2 separate regions of the Homo sapiens genome follow, and region 2 is linked to region 1. A link is an interaction called in ENCODE POLR2A ChIA-PET data of the cell type or tissue named here. Cell type or tissue: CD4-positive, alpha-beta T cell. All regions are shown on one strand.

Region 1 (8,000 bases):
TAATGTGATAACTAAAAGAAAATTAGGAAAAGAGAGTCAGTCTGTGGTACCACTGAAGTTTGTGGACTTGTTTGTCAGGTCCCTGGTTCTCACTATAGCATTCTGTAAAAACTGCTTTCCAAAAGCAACGTACTACATTTATGAGAGTGGGTGGTAAGACAATCACTACTTCTTTGACATCATTGATAGAGACTGTCCTTAATTCCTCCTGTCTCCTTCCTACCGAGCTTTCCATTGCAAAGATTTTTTTTTTTTGTCCTAAAACTGTGTTCACAAGTAGAAGCCATACTGGGGTGTCTGACACTTCCTATCAGTACAGGTAGTGAGATAATATGCACACAGAGAAATCTATCTTTAAATAATTCTGAATGTAAACACCCAATTGATTCTGAAGACTAATAATTTGAAACTACAAGCTAACCAGATATAGCTTTGCAGAAACCAAAGCCAACAACAACAAGAAGTATGAGCTGTTGACGTCAGCCCTGAAAGTGTTGAAAATAACAGTAGGCAGAGAAACACCTGCTCATGTGATTGCCTCACAAGGATCTTGTTGCCTGCAATTTAGTCAGTGCCAAATGGGTGATTATTCTCTAAAAACCAGTTAAAGGAAATGAACATCCATTTGGAAGATTGTGAAATGTTGGGATAAACTTGCATCAAGTCTCATTGATGATAATTGTACGGAATCAGAACTATCATGTACAAGAAGTTTTGTTTTGCTATTTTTTAAAGCAATTCTCACAACAGTAAGAAAAAGCTGTTTGAATATGGAAAGTCTACCACATGAAAGAATTTGAGAGAAGGGGAATGAGAAGACCTAGAAAAGATGAGAACATCTGCATAAATTAATTAGTATGGGGATGTGTGTGTGCCTGTGTGCATATGTGTACATGTATATATGCACATACACACACACACACACACACACACACACACACACACGTGTATTTCATATGCCAAAATCCCTCTCTTTATCCTCCTCTGATAATCAGCCTCTCCTACTGATTGCCTTCTTTCAGTTCACGCTATCTTCACTCTGGCTTAAAACCAGATGTGACTCCTCCGTCTTCAGTCCCTTTCATATTAAAGCCTTTCAGTCTCCTTTCTGTTCCCCCATTTCCTCTTTCTCCAACTACTGCAAAAGTTCCTCCCTCACCACTAGTCTCTACTCACTAATCCACTACATTTCTACAATAAGGTTCCTGAAATCCTCTACTTCTCAAACACGTTCAGTGGCCCTCGTGCCGGCTTTTTCAGGGGAAGTTGTCCAAGTGTTCTGTAAAGCAGCCCAGCGCTGAGATCTCCTCTCACCTCCTACACACTAACCAGGTTCTCCTGACACACTTAATATTGTGTTGTTACACAAAAAAGTCCTCCAGGCACCAGGATCTATGCCTCAGCTTCAATTTCTCCCTTGCTCTGGAATACCCTTCAATATCTGGAATACCCTTCAATATCTCGAATATCTATTTCCAAGGCTATATTTACAGATGTTTCACTTCGATGAGAGTATTCATGTTGTTTTACTTTGCAGAAAACCCATTCTTTCTGCTTACTGAATTGTAAACAGTATATGGGTAGGAAACATTCCCTTCTCGTCTTTTTACCTCCTACACTTAGCATGATGTCTGTCTCCTTGTAGGTGCTCAGAAACCATCTGTTGCATTGAATTGCATGGGCTAGAGAGTAGATCAAATGAGTAAGGTTGCAGGTATGGAGGACATAGAGGGTGGAAAGTTCCCACCCTGATTGAAAAAGTACCCACAGTCTCCAGCAAAAAAAAAAAAAAAAATCATAGCCTAATCAAGTGAACCATAGTTGGTGTGATAGTGTCATGGCAAATATAAAGAAAATCTGACTGCTTTATATCTGAAAACTGAAAAAAGATGTCAGCATTTCTCATGTTGCTTTATCTTCAGACAGGTTGTAGATTGATAAAATGTTCATCATTACATTAAACTTTGTATCATAAAAGCACTTTAGATTGAGAACAATCAATAATCCAAATCATGGAAAATTGTGCCCTTATCTTCACTCCGAAAAATACCAAGGAATCAGCTATTATACATCACTGAAAAAAGATCATGTCTCTCCCACTATGCCATACCTCTCTAATCCTGAATTTAGAAGGCTTACGAGAAGCACATGATTGTACATGCAAGACTTAAGCGCAAAAATTCTTGCTCTAGGGCAATTCTAAATATTTTCTGTAGAAATGCTACATCGAAATTCAAATATGTACCTGGGGATTTAGAGCAAGTTGTTTAAAAAAAATCCTGAAGAGGTATTATGGTTAAAAAAAAATTTTTACATGTTAGAAATTGAAGAACGAAAAAATCAAAATAAATTCAGTTAGACATAGATTTTTCCAAATGAGTTTTCATCCCTAGAGACAAACTTTGCAATAAAAATATTAAAATGGCATAATCTAGCATTTAATAAACACACACTGAATGCCAGTCACTGTGTTAGGCACTGCACAGTTCCTTATTTAACCAACATAAGAACCCAATAAGGGTGGTTCTATTATTAACTCCATTTTAGAAAAAACAAAACTGAAGCTTAGAGAGGCAAGTGGCTTGCTCAAGATCCCACAGACACTAAGTGGTGAGCTGATATTCAATCTGGCACTCATCTATCCAAAAAAAAAAAATCTTACTTTCCAATAGCCTGAGGTATGTGCCAGCAACCCAGAGCTGAAGATAATTAGTCAACAAAATTTGTCCTCAGAAAAAGTATTTCTTATTTGATTATGAACTGAAATGACCATCAAGGACTGCAAGTAAGGATGGAAGGGAAAGAATCAGTGGAGACACAATGGGGAAAAGAGAATTAATTCTCATACTGGTTGTATCTATATAAACCATCTTCAAGTTTTTTATGCTTAATGATGTTTATTTTACCTGAGCACTTCTTCAAATAAGAAAAACAATCTTAATTTTTGCCTTGAAAAAAAAGTTTGATTGTGGTCTCAAATCTTTGGACTGGTTCACCTAGCTCCCTGAGCATCTCACCTCCTTCACCCATAATAATCAGCCAGTAATTCCAAAGCCTCTAAAATATCACCATTAGTATGAAGTCAGACAAACATATCACTCTGCCCTCAAGAGAATGTGAACACTCTAAAGGGTACAAAATAGCAATCATACCTGCTTTCGTCCCCGAGGCAGAGTAGCCACCGTGTCTGCTAGCATTTGAATCCTTCTATTATCGTCCATCGTAAGGCTGCCGGTGAGTGTGGAGTAAGAGCTATACGCTGGCCCAGCGCAGAAGTCCGCCAAATTGCCATTGCTGCTGTGTTGCAGGAGCCTTTGTAAAGACATTGTGAATAAAGATCACTCCAGCTAGCACATGGTTGAGTGGCCTTGCAGGATGGGGGAAGCTAAAAGTACAACTGTGACAAGTAATCAAAAGTAGCAAAGCAGAAAGAGCCCATGTGACCTCTGTGGTTTGAGGAACTTGTTACACAAACCCTATCTTGCTATTCACTCCCATTTCTCAAAGCTTTTTTTCTTTAAGCTCCTGAGAGAACCTGGAGCTAATTTTTACAATTTAAAGAAAAATCAACTTATTTTTTCACCTCAAACAGCCAGAATTCTTACGCTTTTATGTTCTGTGGCAAGTTGCATTCACACCACCATTTGCCATTTTTTTCTTTAGAGAAGAAAGAAAAATGTCCCCAAGTGCTACCATTTGTTTCCCATCCATTCTCTTACTTAACATTAGCAATGCAATGCAGAAGTCAGCACACGAGGACATTCAGTTCTTGTGAATATGGGCAAGAATTACAGGTGCCGGTCATAATGTTCTCTCTCGAAGTCCTTGTAATACTGTACTTTCCCTGAAGTATACCCTAGATCATTAATGTTCATCAAAAAGACATTATATCTGCCACTGAGGTTGTAACCATTCAGCATTCTTCTGGTTGTCCTTTTACTACTTTGTCCTTACAAAAATTACCCATGATCTTTACAAAGTACAATGGGAAGGGAAAGCCAGCACATTTAGGGCACAATGTTGCCATTTCTTAGACGAGACTTTGCGGCAGCATCAGCAAGTGGTCCCAGGGGAGGAAAGGAGTGGGCAGGAAGGTAACAGGCAAACCAAGGTGGCACCAAGAACATTGCCTGTTGGTCCCTGCATGTGCATATGGGTCAAGGGCACCATCACCAAGTACTCAAGATCACAGATGCTTTTTTTTTTTTTCCTTTGGCTGAGGTTGGGGGCAGGTAGTTTTGAGAGAACTGGTTTCAGTGGAGGAGTAGGGGAGGCAAGTAAAAGGAAGAATCGAAACAAAAGTCAAAAAGAGAAGTTTTATATGGCACAAAAAGTCAAATGTGCTTTTTAAAATCTCTGAAGATCAATACTAGCATTTGAAAGAGTTAGCAAATCTTTGAACTAAAATGAAATGTGTGTGTACTGGAAGTGAAGATGAATTCAACTCAAGTAGAAATTGCCAAATATAAATAGTAAAATCTGAATTAATAGTGCTTCAAAAGTTGAAGCCAATTATAGATTTTAAAAACTCTATCACAGCATGACTCATTATACTGGAATTGAATTTTGACATGGACAAAGTGATATCACCACAAACATATAACGGTCTAAATCAGGAATTAAAAACACATACGTTTTCAGAAGCCAGGTAAGTAACATAAATGTGTAAGGCAAAAGGGAGTGGTAAATACCTTGGCAACTAAAGAATACATCAATTATAAAGATATTCACGTAAAATCTATATTTATAGATATGTACAGATATGTATACAGGTATATGTGGGGTGTGTGTGTGTGTGTGTGTGTGTGTGTGTGTGTATTAGGAAGACAGAGAGAGAGATTGATTTTAAAAACATTTTCAGGCTAAGAGGCACATAAATTAAATCATCACTATTAATGGATGACAGCAGTCCACTGTACCCTAGGAATCTGATAAAGTTAGGTAAATATTTTTAATTTTTATTCTTAATATTTTAAAATGCCAAATGGAAATTATACATTTGCTTAATATAAGGCCACCCACTCAGGCCAACTGACTCACCCATTTTTATAAATGACTACTAAAATTGTACCAATTCATTGTAATACTGACCTTAAGCTGATGTAAATCATAGATCATCATTCAATTAAGAAACTGGAAAATACTTATTACTTAACTCATGAAATGTGTTAAGTAAAATTTTTCAAATAATGGGATACCTGGATACAAAACAAGGGTCAAAAGTACCTCTGACATCCAGCCAGCCCATATCAATGTGGTCACACCTGTTAATTACAAATTTTTGACCTAGTCTATTTTTATTGGTCATTTCCCTGTTCTGTCAGTGCCTGTGTCATGCCAGTCACTAATATCATGATCAAAAGTGTCCCTTGTGATAAAGGGTGGAGAAACAGTAATCTTTTAAGGGGAATGTGACTTCCAAACAACAAATCCTTGACTTACAAAGGTGTTCTACTGTTTAGAACATCTCTTTTCTTTTAGGATTTACCTTAGGAAAATTATAATAGACCAGACTCTCTTCCCCTTCAGCCTCCCATTTATTTTAGAGAGGTGATTCTGGAAATGAATTGGATCAAGCTACCTAGGTACTCAAAAGATTTCAGGAGTATCTCACTGTTCACAAAAAAATAAAATAAAATAAAAATTATTTTATATTATCTGATTTCATTCTCTGAAATGTCATATCATTTTTTTAGATTCTTCTTTTGAGACTTAATATATTCTAGTTAGGGCAATAGTTAATTGTATACAAATCTGTTTCTCTGCTAATGTCCAATTTCCTTGAAAGCAAGGAACATCTTTTATCTTTAAATGTATACTTTATGTCCTACATACAAAAATTGTTCAATAAATGTTAATAAAAAGAGAAAGGTAGATATTAAACAAAATGATTAAACAATAGTGTTCTGTGGTATTAATAAGGAAAAAAATTAATTTGGTAGGAAATGTATGTACTACAAGCCCATATTCCAAAGTGCTACAATTTTCACTAAGGGGTGATCTGAGAGATGAGGACAGAGTCTCTTAAAAATACGTCTCATCTGCCTTTATGCTCTAAAAGCTAATATTTGTTATGTGGGGCAAAGCTCTTATTTGGAACATTTTGTTCATAAATATGCAAATACCCTTGGAAGGAATTAATCTTTAGTACAAATGAGATGAACACTGAGGGCCTACAACATGGAGATTTGGTAGAGTCAGGTGAGAGGAATATACCTAAAGCACGGAACAGAGAAAGAAAGGTGGAAAGGTTTGCAAGACAAACTGAGCCAACCTTACAATCATCCATGAAAATCTTAGGCAGCTGTAAGAGGGTTGACAACAGGGTTCCAGTGTCACACTACTTAGATTCAAGTCCTAGCTCTGCTGCTTTAAAGACTATGGACTGAGTTGTATCCCCCCAAAATTCATACATTAAAGCCCTGAGCTTCAATGTGTCTGTATTTAGAGATAGGGCCTATAAGGAGGTTAATGAATCATTTAAGGTTAAACGAAGTCATAAGGGTAAGGCTCAGATCTGATAAGATTAGTGCCCTCATAGGAAGAGGTGGCAGAGGACTCTCTCTCCACCATATGAGGACACAGCAAGAAGGCAGCCTCCTGCAAGCCAGGAAGAGATCCCTCACCAGGAACTGAATCTGCCAGCACCTCAATCTTGGACTTCCCAGCATCTAAAACTGTGAGAAAATAAATTTCTATTGTTTAAAGCCACCCAGTCTATGGTATTTGTTATGCTATGGTATTGGTTATGGTGGCTTGAACTGACTAATACACTCTCTAAACTTTAGTGTTCACATATCTAAAACAAAAATTTGCAGGAAAAAATAGACAGAATAGCCCATGAATAGCACATGGTATAAAGTAAGCTATATCTACTGAATTTTGCTTTAAGTAACAAGCCTTCAAAAGGAAAAGCTAAAAAAGGATATAACATGAATTCTATATGAATAGCCCTATTCATTACTAAGTGCCTCTATGTGCAGCAAGGATGCCCTTGTCACCCTGAAGAAGTCTAAAGGCTACACAATACATGTGAATTCCTTACCATCGAATATCAAGATGTGTTTGAAAACCATCATCAGAGCCAATGTGTGAAATTTCTGGATTATTGTAAGACACAGAAGAAGAGTAACTGGTTGCTTAAAAAATGAGACTTCCTCTATGCCTTTCTGATCTTAAGATAGCTGTTGAGTTTTTTGTTTGTTTTATTTTTGCTATTTGCCTTTATTTGCACAAGAAGATTTTATCTGGCTTCCTGGAACATCACAGGATTTTGTTTTGTTGTGGTTTGGTTTGCTAATTTGTTTTATTTTGGCCTTTTGCCTTCATTTGGAAGGGAAGTTTTTATTTGGGTCTCTGGAATGATGTAGGAGATGTGTTAAAGTCATATAGACAATATTTGAATATTGTGCCTTTGAATTTATATAAGGTAAATTTGATTTAGTAAAGTTACTCTCATATATGAGGATCCACTAACTGTGAAAACTGCTCTGTCCTATGTATCACCTTATTTGAGTGATGGAGCTGGGTAGACAGATGTCCTCATCCAACTCAGTGTGGATCACTGGAATTATGAACACTACTCCCCAGAGAGTAATAGCCTTCTTCAGAAAAGGATAAACTAAAAATTTGTAACTAGGACAAGCCCTGAAAAATAGGCAGCTCAGGAAAGGAAAATAACAGAAACAAAGGTCATAAAGACCCTATATTAGAAATCCTAGTGTGATATAAGCCAAATATTGGCTTAGAGTTGTGACATGCATATTTAAAACAACACAAAGAAAAACTTTAAACCTAATATAAATAATAGCTAGCAATACATCAAATCTACTATGTTTTTAATACAAGTGCAAGGAAACAATTTTCTGATTTATTCAAGTTTAATTCAATCAAATCATGAAGCTATGGGTAGATTGCAATATCATTCAAGGGATTAAGCCACTAAATTCAATTGGGGCTTTAAATAGATTATCTAGATCAGTGTTTCATGAAATAACTCA
Region 2 (8,000 bases), 450 kb after region 1:
AGTTCTGATGTGGGAAGTGGAAAGATGCTGATTGGTCTGGCTTGGGGCAGGTGCCTGTCTCTGGACAAGTGAGAAAGAAATAGCAGTGCTCACAGGTGCAAGCCGTTGAAGGGAGGAGGAGCAGATCTCAGTGGATAATGAGGTGAACTGGGCAAACAGCAACTGGTCCCGGCTACTGACATTTTTGTAGCATCTCTGTTTTTGAAAAGGCGAAAGTGGGGAGGTGGGTGGGGGGTGGATATTTTCCGTAATATCTACATGATCCCAGGCAGCAGGCTGGGTGGTGCCTGCAGTGAGGGAAGATGCTGTTCCTTGCAGAAATGTAGTAGGTGTGGCTTAAAGCCTCAGCTGCTGGCTGGCCTGTGAGCTTAAGAAAGCAGAGAAGCAAGTGGACACAACCTTGAATGCACCTGAAACTTCCAGAAGCCCACAGATGCACTCCAAATGTTCCTGAAAACCTAGAAATTCTATGTAAGTTTGTCTGTATATGGGAATATACATTTTTCCAGGGAAACCCATAACTTTCATCAGATTCTCAAAGAGGGGTGCTATCCATTAAGGATTCTGAGCCCCTGCTAGACCAATGATAGCATATGCCATGACCCAAGGATTATGATTAATCCAACCCTAGAACGAGAGGCCCACACCATAAAATAAAGCTTTCCACAAAACATAAAGAATAAAAGAACCACTGCCTTGATATAGTTGCTTTTTAAGCACCCATTCTTGTACTCTCTGTTTTGCCATATTCACTTTTATTATTTACTGAATATTCCTCTTTAAATTTGTTCACTTTTTAAACTTACATGCCCAGTTTAGCCTCTTCTTAAGCAAAAATAATTGTGAAATCAGGGTTATATTTTGCTATTGCCAGTTTTCTTCCTAATGTATATTAGAAGAAATTTATTACTATTAAAATTTAAAAATGTTTGTATCATTTCCAAAATTATTTAGTGCATACAACAGAGATGGGCTTATGGCACTCAGGAAAACACTGTCTCTAAATATTCCTAAAATTCACTTCAGGCATCCCTTTCACAGAGAAGGAACCTGAGGCAGGAGACAATTAATGTAACTTATTAGAGATTCTAAGCAAATGTGGAAAAACTTTGTCAGGTATTGGGCAACATTGTTCCTACTAATGACTCAGCCCTGTGCTTATTTTATTGCAGACAGTTTAAAGAGATGTTTTACTGTTCTCACGTTTCCCCGCTACCCCATAAAGAGAACCAACTAGACGAGAGTAAAAACTTGATCAATTTAATACTCTGGTCATGATCCCAGCAACTAAGGAAGGGGGCTGTGGGGGGGAAAGCCAGCGAGTTTCTTTCTACTCAAATTCCATCTCATTTTTATTTTCTCTTAATGTTTTTTTGAATCCCAAGTTCCAAAACCTGTCCCCTATTATGCAGTGCAAACGAGAACAGATGGGGAAAAGTTATGTTGGAAAGGGCTTTGGAGGGCCACAGAGAAGAGAAATATGACTACTCAATGTGTCACACACCAACTTGCAGCTGCCACCAGCCCTTCCACACAACGAGCTGCGTATGGAACCAGCCCGGGTGCTCAGGAGGAGCGGGCTTACTGCAGGAAGGGAGCGCAATTAGAGAACATTCGCTTTACTTGTGTTTCCTTGAAAATATGAATAAAGAGCGTAGCAGCAGCACAGCCAACAAAAAAGAAATAAATCCAAAGGCTAGCCTGGCAAATGGTTAGCTGTACCTCAGAGTTTCCCAAATGTTAACCGATCATCGGCTTTCTTCAGCCTTTTTATTTCAGAGAAATGCCTTTTCATGTCTCAAAGTCACCATTCAGTTCTTCTCTCTGTCTAGGAATTATTATTCTAGAAAGGTCATACTAGCTTTCATGCATGATGTGGCCTTCCAACCAGTATTTTTCAGTATTCACAGGGTGCTTATGAGTTCACTAAATATTTCAAGTGTGAGGCAGGTGACCTGGTTTTAAATGGCAACTCTGCCAGTTACTAGCTGTGAGGCTTCAGGCGAGTCACCTAGCTTCTCTGAGCCTGTAGTACATCCTGTCTGAAACAGAGCTCGCTTGACTGACTTACCTTCAAGGCTTTTTGTATTCAAGGTAATGTATATAAATGTCTGACAGAAGAACAATGTTTAATATATAAAAACTATTATTACTGTGATTATCAGAAAGCACAGAAAATGTTATTCTCTTTTCTTTGACTATAATATAAAGATACTAAGAATATATATAATACCATATATGTAAAGATAAATTATATATATTTGGCTAGGAATCCCTAAGAATCTATGCTGAAAGTAATTGTAAGGTTAATGTGGTTTAAATTATTTGATTCAAGTAGTGATTCAGGTCATATAGACAGTATCTTTGAACAAATATCAGTGTTGTAAACAGTTGTGTTATTGAGTCCCGCAAGGACTTCCTCTGAAATTGTGCCTGTCTTTGTAGAGTGATTATGCAGGAATTTTTCTATCAAGGAAATACTGTTTTTCTTCCCAGGGTAATTTATAAATTACCTAGATCAAAATCTTTACAGGAGGATGTTAAAATGCAGTTTCCAGGGCCCATCTCAGACTGTATTTTCAGCATCTCTAAGGCATATAGTTCAGGGATCTGCATTTTATTTAAAAACAACTGGTAATTCTTAAGCACACTGAAGTTTGAGCACCACTTTCTTAAGGAATGGAGATAGTGATAATTCTAATTCTGAGAGGTTTTCAGCTACCTTCCTTCTTTCACCACACACACTCAGGCCCAGAAATACAACAACTGCTAGTGAGACAAAACGGTTGGAATTTGGTAGATTTAGCTTCTCTCCCCCACAACCTCTGTTCTCTGTCTAGTTAAGGCTGGACTATTCTACTCATACCCTCCTTGTCCATAGGAGACATTAGCTTGACTATAGTTTGTTCTAAATGGGTGGCCATACATCCCAGTGTGCCCAGCATAATTATTAATAGCACTCTTTTTCATCTCAAAAGTGTCCCAGTTTGGATGATAGATTATACACCATTACCCTAGGCCTAGAAGACATTTGATTAACACGTGTAGGACACGAATGAGGACTGGCAAAATTTCTAAGGTATGTTATTCATGAGTATGGGGAAATATACCCAGATACCATTGACGACAATGAGAAATGCTTTGGGAAGTGACATAGGAATGATCAGAGAAAATTATATTCTCAAGTTATCCCATAAATTCGCAGCAAGAAAGGCAGGACATAGAAAAACTAGGAAGTCTAGACAGGTTAATATCTCCTCTCTCACCAAGCAACTGAGCCCCCCTCCCCTGACCAAAAAAAGCATGAATCTCGTCACCGTACAGAGTTGGTTATTTTCCTCCTTTCTGCTTAATGGCTATGATCTTGGGCAAGTTATTGAGTATCTCTGAACCTCACTCTACTCATGGGTAAAAAAGATAATAAGGCTTACTTCAGTTTTGGGGAGTTACTGAAATAGGTGTGTAAACCAGCTGGCACTGTGATTAGGTGCTCAATGGTAGCAGTTCCACCATTATTCTTTCCATCATGGCCACTCTGCACTGTAGTCTCACCAGAGTCACATGACTTTTAAAATAAAGTGTTCCTGTGAGAGGAGCCACAAGGAGGCTGTGGAAGTGGGAGTTGATTCTTGGGTTTAAAGACTTTTTTTGGTTTGTTTTTGTTTTTGAGAGAAGGTCTTGCTCTGTTGCCTAGGCTAGAGTGCAGTGGTATGATCATAGCCCACTGCAGCCTCAACCTCCCGGGCTCAAGCAATCCTCCCACCTCAGCCTTCTGAGTAGCTGGGACTACATGTGCACCATGCCCAACTGATTTTTGTATTTTTTGTAGAGACGGGGTTTCACCACATTGCCCAGGCTGGTCTTGAGCTCCTGGACTCAACCAATCTGCCTGCCTCAGCCTCTCAAAGTGCTGGGCTTGCAGGCATGAGCCACCATGTCTGGTCTTTCTCTTTCTGTCTGTCTGGCTTGCTTGCTTGCTTGCTTGCTTGCTTGCTTGCTTGCTTGCTTGCTTGCTTCCTTTCTTCTGTTCTTCCTTTCACTGCTTCTCTTTTTTTTTTTTTTTTTTTTTGACAAACTCAGTCATAAAGTCTTTGGTGAATGAAAAAGAAAGTGAAAGATTAAAGGGAAGAGCAGTAACTGAAAAACAGGTGCCGTGGTGCACACTTGTAGTTCAAGCTACTTGGGAGGCTGAGATGGGAGGATTGCTTGGACCCAGGAGTTCGAGGTTGCAGTGAACTATGAAAAAAAAAAGATCACTGAAGATGGATCAGAAATGGCAGATTTATAGACCTATGTGAGGCAAAAAAAGAATGGAAAGAAAAGGAAGGAAGGAGGCCAGGCACAGTGGCTCATGTCTGTAATCCCAGCACTTTAGGAGGCCGAGGCTGGTGGATCATGAGGTCAGGAGATTGAGACCATCCTGGGTAACATGGTGAAACCCCATCTGTACTCAAAATACAAAAAAATTAGTCGGGTGTGGTGGTAGCGCCAGTAATCCCAGCTACTCGGGAGGCTGAGGCAGGAGAATCGCTTGAACCCGGGAGGCGGAGGTTACGGTGAGCCAAGATTGCGCCACTGCACTCCAGCCTGGGTGACAGAGTGAGACTCCCTCTCAAAAATGGAAAGGGAAAGGGAAGGGAAAGGAGAGAGGAAGGGAAGGGGGAGAGAGAGGAAGGAAGGAAGGAAGGAGGAAGGAAAGAAGAAAAAAAAAAGAGGTGATGAGCTGTAATCTCTAGTCAACAAAACCTGACTAGAATGTTGCCTGAGAACTTCTATAAAGGGTCCTGCAGGTTTTTTGAGGAATATGGGTCGGGTGGGGAGTAGCCCATCCTATGGAAATGATACTACTGTTCATATAACTGTTGCCTCTCAGCCATCTAGACTGCTGTTTGGGTGGGCGGGATGGAGAAATACTATTCTGTTAAAACTAAGAGCTTTGAAGTGGAGACAAACACAATCTGGTAGTATCACAGAGGCATTATTCACCCTGATGACTCACACTCTGGCTCCCACACAGCAGAGGCAAGAAGTAACATTAGTGACCTTGAAGATGTTGGCCAAGTATAGACCCAGCATTAAAACCTGAGTTCAAATGAACGTGTGTGTGTGTTTGTGTGTGTGTGTGTGTGTGTGTGTAGAGAGAGACAGAGACAGAAAGAGAGACTAAGAGAATACATGTTAAAGAGAATGTATGGTGAACAATTCTAAAAACCAGTATAAAAACTTCATATTGAAAGAGCTAACTCAACTAAATAATAAGTACTTACAAGGAAATAATCATTATGTGAGTGGGTCTCAGCTCAAAGCATTGATAAAGTTGTTCAGAGCGAGAACATTTAAAAGCATCATTGTTAGTGAGGAGGTAAATAGGAAACCCAGTCCCTATTCCTGGGCTCAAATCTCCCTCATCATTTCCATTCATCATGACTCTTTATGAATCCAGTTTGCTGAAAGTAATGTTTTCTGTGTTCCCAACCACACACTGCTCTATGTTCGGAGCCCTACAGACAAAATTCAAACAGATGCAGTCCCCAGGCCTTTGACAACATGCAATAGAAAGCAGACAATAATAAAAGAATGCATCGGAACCTACAGATGTGCAGGCAGCTGCACAAATGGCAAACAGAGTCATGACCTTAGACCAGATGGTCCCTGTGGCTTAGTAAAAAATTATCAACGTAGAACCCAGGCACAGTTTCAGGTTGATAGAGATAGCTAGTTCCTGGAATTGTACATTGAAACCTCAGAGAAAAATAAAAGCAAAACCAACCATGAAGTCATTTAAAGCTGACGAGAAGAGAGAACTTTAGGAGTTATGTACTAAACAGCTAGAATAGAAAGGGTTTCCAGTTACGGAGTTTGCCACATGGAAAAACCAGGGGATGATAGTGGAGCACACCATTGTAAACAGTGAAGAATCTCATTGGTCACCATGTTTGCATGGACAAAAGAAGAGGACTGGAGTGCAAGGGCTGTAGAGGATGGCTTAAAGGTAGACTTGAGACAAGTGTACTCAGAGTTTGTTTCTCGTTTAAGTTTCCAAAGGTTTTATGGTTATGTTTCGGGTTATATTTGTCCCTCAGCATTTCTTTTTTTTTTCTTTCTTTCTTTTTTTTGAGACAGAACCTCTCTGTGTTACCAGGCTGGAGTACAGATGCGCAATCCCGGCTCACTGCAACCTCCACCTCCCAGGTTCAAGCAATTCTCCTACCTCAGCCTCCCAAGTAGCTGGGACTACAGGCACATGCCACAATGCCCAGCTAATTTTTGTATTTTTAGTAGAGACAGGGTTTCACCATTTTGGCCAGGATGGTCTCGATCTCTTGACCTCGTGATCTGCCCACCTCGGCCTCCCAAAGTGCTGAAATTACAGGCATGAGCCACTGCACCCGGCCCTATTTTTTTTTTAAAGTGTTTACCTTTCATGGGTGCATATAATAGTTACAGGAAGTAAGGTGTGGTTTACTCAGAATTCATAACTATAATTAAAACAACAACAACAAAAAACCTCTTAGGATCTTTTCTCTGCAATTAACAGTAGCCCAACTCAAAATAGCCTAAGGAGAAAAGAGACTATCATAAGAAAATCCATGTGTTTCCCAGACTCCAAGAACTGGAATGTAGGTGGGTCGCACTTAACCACACTTAAATACCACAAGCACTCTCTGTCCATCTTTTGTCTTTGTTTTGCCAGTTGGCTTCCTTCTTTGCTTGCTGCCAGCTAACCTGCTGTAGTGTTCATGCGTGCACATGGGAAACACAACTGCCAATAGGCCACATCTTATGTTTCTTCCTTTTCAAACAGCAGCAAGATTGACCTGAGTCTTAGTCTAATTCCAAACTCCTGGGAAAGGGTTAAGATTGATCCCATTTGGGTCAGGTAGCCACCCCTGAATGAATTAATGGTAGCCACTGGGTCACAATGTATTAACTCAGCTCCCATCGCTGCCATATTTGTAAACATGTGGAGGGGACAGTTCCTAGGAAAGAATGGTACTGACTAGACAAAGGGTATTTATGTATCAAGATGCTTTGGGCTGGGTATTTATTATGTCACATAACAAAAAGTCTTGCCTGCAATTTAATGAGTCTGAGATTCAAGTCAATGCAATTTAACCAGTACTTATTGAGCACCTACTAAGTGCCAGGCACTGTTTTTGGTGCTGGTGATGTATGAGTGAATAAAGCAGGCAATAATCTCTGCCTTCAGGGAGCGTATATTCTATGGTTGGTTAATTCAGTGACTCAGGAGCATTAACAAGTTCTCAGATTTTTTGTTTGTTTGTTTTAACTCTGCCAACCCCAGCAAGTCAGCTATAACAATCCCTGACAAAAGAAATTGAACCAAGACACACAAAGTTTTAGTAACTTACCTAAGGTCACACAAGAGCCTATGAAGGAATCATGAGACCAGACTCTTAACTGAAATACAGTGCTGGTTTTTTGGCTCTGGGGCTGGAGAAGGACCCAGCTTTCCTGAAGCATGTGGCTACCTGATGCCTGAACAAAATCAGGGGTCTATGACCCAAGAATAGGTGGGGATGGCTTCTAGAGGGGAAACTACCATGACTTCTATAGCCTGCTGCACTGGGACCAATGTATCTTTAAATCTGAGAATTGACTGAGTTGGTAAAAACCACTTTATTTATAGTTAGAAGCTCTCCCTGAGGTCGTGGTTAGGAGATCAGGATAGAACTGGAGGTGGCTTACGCAGAATACAAGGGGCTTGTAAATCAAGGTTTCTATTTGCAAAGATGTTGATCAGCACAGAAGGGATAGAGCTGATGGTTACAGCAGGGGGCAGTCTCCTAAACTGCAGAAAAGGCACTTTGATGTAGCAGAAAGTATATAAAGTCTAGAATTTAGAGACTGGGTATCAATTCCTATAATGTAACAGTCAGAAGATTCTTAAGGTATGTTGGGGTATCATTTTAGCAGAGGTTGAGGAAAATCGTCTTCATTTGACTTTAACCAGGAAAGGTGCTTTTGGATCCCACATT

What was found. Peaks named below come from ENCODE experiments on the same cell type or tissue, not always from the same donor. Only the 100,000 strongest peaks of a DNase experiment are listed, where the experiment ranks them.
Region 2: POLR2A ChIA-PET joins it to region 1 with 13 read pairs; 3 of 35 experiments call an interaction of 5 or more read pairs at or near these places.

Annotation. Positions count from the first base shown.
Region 1 is chr2:157,440,695-157,448,694 of GRCh38, forward strand. It overlaps CYTIP (cytohesin 1 interacting protein), which reads right to left and starts at 3,395. Exons shown (of 8, transcript NM_004288.5): 1 at 3,153-3,395. The coding sequence starts at 3,326. RefSeq lists enhancers at 548-627, 698-797, 3,056-3,155, 3,196-3,245. In CD4-positive, alpha-beta T cell, no CTCF peak of the experiment used is centred here; DNase peaks (open chromatin) are centred at 497, 1,047, 1,727, 3,417 and 3 weaker places; H3K4me3 peaks cover 5,403 bases; H3K27ac peaks cover 6,447 bases.
Region 2 is chr2:157,893,745-157,901,744 of GRCh38, forward strand. All of the region lies in intron 1 of LOC105373714 (a long non-coding RNA gene), which reads left to right. Among named protein-coding and RNA genes, the nearest start is that of ACVR1, 21 kb to the left of the region's middle. In CD4-positive, alpha-beta T cell, a CTCF peak has its summit at 7,788 (motif pointing right); DNase peaks (open chromatin) are centred at 3,617, 4,077, 4,997, 7,787 and 1 weaker place; H3K4me3 peaks cover 1,934 bases; H3K27ac peaks cover 5,609 bases.